Regions from separate parts of the Homo sapiens genome. Here region 2 is linked to region 1. A link is a contact called in ENCODE Hi-C data. All regions are on one chromosome and are shown on one strand. The core of a region is the stretch at or near the end of the contact, and the rest is flanking DNA. Distances in the headings are between cores, read along the strand shown.

Region 1 (3,625 bases), core at 540-3,039:
ATCAGGTGATCCGCCCACCTCGGCTTCCCAAAGTGCTGGGATTACAGGCGTGAGCCACCATGCCCGGCCTGACCCCAGTTTTTTTTGTTTGTTTGTTTTGTTTTGTTTTGAGACGGAGTTTTGCTCTTGTTGCCTAGGCTGCAGTGTAATGGCACGATCTCAGCTCGCCACAACCGCAACCCCCACCTCCGGGGTTCAAGCGATTCTTCTCCCTCAGCCTCCCGAGTAGCTGGGATTACAGGCATGCACCACAACGCCCGGCTAATTTTGTATTTTTAGTAGAGATGAGGTTTCTCCATGTTGGTCAGGCTGGTCTCGAACCCCCTACCTTAGGCGATCTGCCTGCCTCAGCTTCCCAAAGTGATGGGATTACAGGCGTGAGCCACCGCGCGCAGCCTGTGACCCCAGTTTTGAGCAAAAGAGAGGAGACAACAAGTTAAGCCCAAGGCCTTCTCACTTGTCAATTGAAGGCCAAGTCGGGAACCCCCCCCACCCCCCAGTGACCTTAGGCACGTCAATTAGCGTGCCTTCATCTTTTCTCTGTAGCTTTTCAGGGATGAGATATCAGGGGTGTGAAAGGGCTTTGTAAAGGGCTAGCACCATTCCAGCACTATTTTCCAGTTTTCTGCAGCTCCTAATGGTGCCCGGTACTTTAATAGTTGCTCAATAAAATGTTTGTTCTCAAATAAATAATAATGCAACACAAAGTTATTGAGTACTTGCTGCATGTCAGGCCACAGATCAGGCACTGGAACCACAAAGAAGAGATAAAAGACACATCATCCCGCCCCTCAGAGAACTGGCAGAGTCGGAGGCTGTCAGCTTCCTTCTTAGGATTCAGTCATTGGAGAAAAGGCCCCTCATGGGGGGCCGAATGTGATGGAGGCCTTGACATGAAAGTGAGATTTCTGCAGGGGTTTCCACGTCATATCCAAGCCAGGCCATCTGGGTCAGAGGCTTTGGATTGAGGCTGGCAGTGAGGACAGGGTGAGGCTTCCAAGGAGCTCTTCAGCCAGCTGGCCACCAGTGCTCCTCCTTCTCCCCCTCCTTCCTCTCCTCCTCTTTCCCTATGCCAGGAGGGCAGGCTATTTTTAGTCAGGCATGGGCAACAGCAGCTGGCCTCTGGGATCTAGTTACTCCTTGAAGTGAAGTGGGGAGGGGGATCTCAGACCAAAACAACAGCTCCAAATCAGAAGCCCTCTCTAGGAGAGCGGAGTCTCTCTAACTCTGGTCTGTCATCTTCTGCCCCTTCCCATCATCCTCAGGGCTCCCAGAGCCCTGCATCTGAGCAGGCCCCACGCCCTGCCGGCCTCCCGTCTTCTGGAGGAGGCTTTCTTCTCTCCATGATGATAGGAGGGTTTGGCCAGGCTTCTGGCTCACCCCTGCCACTGGCCTGCTGGGTGACTCACTCTGACCCCTCAGAGTCCCCACTGTGTGAAGGAAACAAGCTAAGAGCTCTTCACAGGTCTATGAATGACACTGCTGGAAGTTTCCAGAAGTGAGTAGGCAGTCAGCAAGCCTTAAGGATCAATCTCTGGAATATCCCAGCCCTCCCCTTTCAAGAAAAGTCAAAGGCCTTCCTCCAAGACACCTGGGTTCCAGGAACCTCCATGCTCCAACCTCAAACATCCAAGTTACTGCCCCACAGAGCACCCAGGCCTGGCCTGAAAGGGGTCCAGAGTGCTCCCGTGAGTAAAGGCACAAAGTCCCCTCTTGTCCTTACCATGGTTGCTGGTGACCGGGACTCCTCTGTTGCAGGTCGCCTCCTTTGCACTCCACCACCCAAAGATGACCTGGCCTGCTCTAGCCCCCGGGATTTGTAGGGGCACCCTCCCCTCCCACCTCCCTGCTCCCCAGCACTGGAGACCCTGCCCAATCAGATCCTGGGGTCAGCGAGTCCCACCCCTCCCACAGTCTGAACCCATTACCTAATTTAGCCAAGGGCCCTTGCAGAGAAATTTAAGCCTCCAAGCAGGTGGCAGGCCTTGACGTCCTAGATTCTTGTGAGGAAGGCCTGCCCTGTTCCACTGCCTTGGAGTCCCCCCGACCGAGGAAGCACACTGGCTCCAAGATGGTAAGGATGATCAGAGTAGTAAAGGGTGAGGCAGCATGGTAAAATGGGGAGAGTACAAGCCTTGAAGTCCAAAACCCAAGATCCAAGGCCAGCCTCTGCGAGTTGTGTGACCTTGGGCCGGTAGCAGTGCCTCTCTGAGCCATTTCTTCATCTGTGGGATTGGACCTGTCTGTGGGGTCTCCCTCACAGAGAGACCATGGTAAATGGGAACCCGGGTATAAGTCACCTAGCTTGTGCTGGGTACACAGCGTTGGTGCTTGGCAAGAGGAATGTCCCGTCTTTGAACCATGGTAAGGGGCAGGGGATAGGAGGAGAAAGTGACAGGTAGGCCACTGTTTACTGAACCCCATGACGTGCCACACACTGTGCTAAGCATTTTAACATGATCTCATCTAGTGCTCCTCCTATGAGGTAGCAACGATTATCCCCACTTGACTGCAGAGCTTTGTAAATTATAAAGGTCTATACTCACTCTGTCACCAAGGCTGATGTGCAGTGGTGCTATTATAGCTCACTGCAGCCTCTATCTCCTGGGCTCAAGTGATCCTCCCACTTCAGCCTCCCGAGTAGCTGGGACTAGAGGTGCACCACCACCCCTGGCTTTTTTTTTTTTTGTATTTTTATAGAGATGGGGTTTCACCATGTTGCCCAGGCTGGTCTCGAACTCCTAGGCTCAGGGGATCCTTCCACCTTGGTTTCCCAAAGTGCTAGAATTACAGTCATGAGGCACCATGCCCACCCATGTTGATGATTCTTATTATTAATCCTGACTGGAGGGAAGTTGGGACAGACAGTCCTTGGGGCACCTGTCCAGATGGAAAAATGTATGGAGGGATGGAGGAGAGGAGGATGTGCATTTGGAGGAGAAATAATCATTGAAAGCAAAGATCCTTCTCTGAAAGTTACCTTCTCCAGGGAAAGGGTGTTTGGATTCACTTTTTTTGAAGTAAGGAGTAGGCAGGGGAAGGTTCTTTAAGTGGTAAAAGGACAGCTGGCCCCTTCCTAGAGCTCAGTGAAGAAATCTGGTCATCTGGGGAGTAAAGGGGTGGGCAGACCAAGTCCAGAGGGAGCCCAACCTGAGAATCCACAAGGTGCAGGCTGGGCACTGGGGAGTAGGCAAGGCTTGTAGACAGTGGCTACGTGGACAGAAAGAGCACCAAGACAACCGATAGCAGGCTCTGGGGCCAGGAAAGGGGGGCTGGACACCAAGGAATGCAGATGGACAGTGGCAACTGGGCTGCCCCCTTCCCCTATATATAGACATTCCCAAGGAAAGCTCAGCAGGGCTGGGCCAAGCTAAATAAGGCCTCCCCCAGGCAGGCAGGGTGCCAAAGGGTGAGGGAGACCCATGGGATTCCAATTTAGTTTTTATTGTTTTTTGGTTTTTTGGGGTTTTGTTTTTGAGACAGACTCTCACTCTGTCACCCAGGCTGGAATGCAGTGGCACAATCTCGGCTCACTGCACCCTCCGCCTCCTAGGTTCAAGTGATTCTCATGCCTCAGCCTTCTGAGTAGCTAGGATTACAGGCACATACCACTACGCCCAGCTAA
Region 2 (3,625 bases), core at 402-2,901, 690 kb after region 1:
TTGAGTAACTCTATAGGAATATATGATTTCTGTATATCTATGTCCACTTTTCCAGTATTGATCGAATACTCTTCTCTGATGCTGAATTTTATACATTTCGTTTCATCTGCAAACTACTCTAAACCTCTTGAAATTCACTGTATAATGTGAGAAGTAAATCCCTGAGCAACTTACCTGAAATTTTTTCATTTTCATGTTCTCTTGAGAAAGGGCCAAGAGTGTTGAAAGCAGAGCTGGGTAAGGAAGAATGGCGAATGGAATCATGAGCGATTTGGCTCACACAGCAGCTCTACAATTACCTACAAAGCCACACACCCATTTAAAAACATGGCCCTTTGACCAGTCTGGTTCAGGAAGCAACATGTTGAGGAAACGTTCACTTGTCCATTTATAGTTCTAGAATGGTCTCATAGAGCTTTTCTTACTGAGTGAGTGTCAACAAATGTTTTCTACTGAATTACTGTCAATCTATGCCTCCTTTGAAAAAAATTGAAAACGTCTGAGTCCAATTAATAGGAGACTAGGTCAACGAAAGTTAGTATATACAAAGCCTGGAACACTATTTTGGCATTAAAATGGACTCTAGGATTAAAAGATTTCTTGGAATAGGAAAATGATATTATGTCACTTACCTGTTTTCCTACTAATGTGTTTAGCCACTTGAGATGACAGAATCCAGAGAGAATGAATGAAAGTGCTTTAAGGTGTTTGTCTTTTTGACAGTTTGGTTTCCCTTAGCTGCAGTTTCACAAGAGGACCTTTTACTAAGAAACTTCTTGTGGTAGGTAACGTAAATGTGGTAGATGACAAAAGCCCTGACCTGGTACTCAAAGGACCAGAATTCAGTTATTGGATCTGTCACTAGCAAACTGCATTACTGAAAAAAATATTTACTAAGTCGTAATTTTAATATAAGATAAATTGGTTTTTAGTCTTTCCTTTACCCCTATCGTGTAGCTCTGTAAGGGGTAAACTCAGTAAATCCCAGGTGAGGTGATGAACATGGTTGGTGCAGCTCTGAATAAACAGAGGGTGGAGATGGTAGGGAATGACATGTATGTGTTTAGGAAGTGATGAAGACATCATTTCCTTATTTATAACCAGTACTCCTTCCCTCCAACCCAGGACTCTCGCAGATACCTCCAGTGAAGTGTCTTTTCCTGTCAAATCTTGACCCTGCCCATTCCAGCTCACATCCTTCTTCCGAAAGTTGAACTGAACTTTGCTGAGCTATAATAATCAATGGCTGCAAGACTAAGTGCATCAGCAGAAGTTCTGGAAAGAGGTTCTAGCTACTTGGATGCGTAAACCTTTCACCTTCACCAAGCGCCTTCTTCGGGCAAATCAGGGCCCTAGAGAGAGCTCGCCCGTGGCCTGCAGGTCAGGAGCCCAATCCTGCCCTGGCTGCCTCGCCTCCCGACCACAGGAAACCCTCCCTCCAAAGACAGGGAGAGCGCGCGTCCACCCTCCGCAGACCCGAGGCCCGCTCCGCCCGGCCCCACCGTTCCCTCCGACGCCCGAGTGCTCAGAGCTCGCCGCCAGCCCTTCCTATAGGTTGTGGGTGCACCCGCTTCGCCTCCAGTTCGCACCAGGTCCAAGTCTCGGCGGGACCAGGGATTCACGGGCTGCAGGACCCTCACCCGGAAGAGCCTGGCGAACCGGAAGGGCGTCCAGGTAAAAAACAGGAACAGCACATGCGCAGAAAGGCCCCCGGGCCGCCTTTCCCGGGGCTCTCCCGGGCCCCCCGCCGGCTTTCCGGACCACAGTCCCCAGAAGGCGTCGCGGCCACCGCCCTACCCTGAGGGATCTTTGAGGAGCTTCTGCTTTAACTACAGAGTTTAGGTGACTGCTGTGAATCATCAATACGAAAAGTAAAGTTTCATATCCGTTTCACCGAAGTCTATAGATGAGAAAGGAAAATTCTGCGAAATGAAAATGACTGCTAAAGATATTCCAGCAGAATATAATACTAACGACCTGCAGAAAATTTCTCCCAAACAGGATACAAAATCATTGCTGGCTTTCAATACGTGAAGGTTGAAAATAAATCAGAATATCTCTGAAGAAAATGAACTATTAGCCGTAACCCCAATTCCCAGAGATATCCGAGTTTAACATTAGGTGCACATTCTTCTGACAGCTTTACAAAGAGGAACTCATATAGGTCTAGTAATTTGTTATTTTTTAAATTAGCAATATAGTTAATATACTTTAATACCACGAATTATCTCATATACATTGTGAGTAATATAGAAAATAGTTTTACATCCACAAGGAAAATACATACAATCATGCATGGTTTAACGATGGGGATACACTCTGAGAAATGTGTCTTTAGGCAATCTCGTCTTTGTGTGAACATCATGGAGGGTTCTTACACAAATCTAGACAATATAGTCTACTACACACCTAGGCTGTATGGTATAGCCTATTTCTCCTAGGCTACAGGCCTGTGTGGCATGTCACTGTCCTGAATACCATATGCAATGGTAACACAATGGTATTTGTGTATGTAAACATATCTAAACATAGGGAAGGTGCAGTAAACGTACAGTATTGTAATCTTATGAGACCACAGTTGTATATGCAGTACATCGTTGACTGGAACATTCTTATATTATGCATGACTGTATATGAATTGTATACATATTGAATAAATAGAACTTTATAAAACTTTACTCATTGGAAGGCATGAAAGTTTCTGACAAAGTTATAATGTATTATTATTCAATTCCAGAAAAGAACAATTAGCGACTGGTGGTAGCTAGTCTTCAAAGATGGCCCCCAATGAACTAAACTTCCCAGTATTCCAGGCTTGTATATTTCCCTCCCACGTTGACTTTGACTGACTCTGTGACTCTCTTTAACCAAAAGAATGCGTCAGAAGTCACACTGTGCCAGTTCCAGAAATAAGCCATACAAAGTCCTGGCAGCTTCAGCTTTGCCCTTTGAAGAGTCCTTAGACGCTGTGTAAGACATGCAGTTAACCTGTTAGACCAAGTGGAGAAACCAGGAGAAGTAGGAAGTGAGAGGCCCTGAGACCACATGGAAAAAGAGAGGCCCATCTTTCCTAGCAATGCAGCTATCCCAGCCTTCCAGTCATCCTTGCCTAGAGACATCAGACATATGAGTGAACATTCTAGGCCAGTGAAGTTCCTGGATGACTTCAGCTCCAGATGAAATCATATAGCTGATGCCAGTAAACATACAGACTACAAGAAATAATGAATTTTATTATTTTAAGCCTCTAAGTTTTGGGTGGTTTGTTACACAGCAATAGCTAGCTAAGCACCAACAAAAGATGATTTCCAAGAATATAATATGAAAAGCTGCCATTTCAAATCATTGAGAAAGGCTTATTGTTAAATAGATTATTGAAAAAGTGATGTGGGACAACTCACTAACCATTTGGAGTAAAAAACTAAGATTCCCATCTCACACATTATAATCAATATATTTCACATTGACATATAATTTGAAATGTTAAAAGCAAACTCACAGACTAAGTGATTTTTGCATTACTTGCTAGGGAAGCTCTTTTACTGAAATTTATTAAAGCAAAGTTTCCTAGTCATCAAGAAAATTGAATATATTTCTATTCATTCAAGTTTAGATAGTCTCAAAT

Evidence for each region. Hi-C counts contacts between places; a loop is a spot of excess contacts on that map.
Region 2: a map of sciatic nerve shows a loop between it and region 1 (7-fold over the local background). The contact joins the promoter of ZNF334 here to the promoter of TNNC2 in region 1. A Hi-C loop is called at or near these places in 1 of 168 maps with a recorded cell type or tissue (sciatic nerve).

What each region holds. Positions count from the first base shown.
Region 1 is chr20:45,825,523-45,829,147 of GRCh38, forward strand. It overlaps TNNC2 (troponin C2, fast skeletal type), which reads right to left and starts at 1,790. Exons shown (of 6, transcript NM_003279.3): 1 at 1,724-1,790. The coding sequence starts at 1,726.
Region 2 is chr20:46,511,908-46,515,532 of GRCh38, forward strand. ZNF334 (zinc finger protein 334) reads right to left here and starts at 1,652. Exons shown (of 5, transcript NM_001353824.2): 1 at 633-1,652; 2 at 175-233. The coding sequence starts at 195. RefSeq lists a silencer at 1,692-1,926.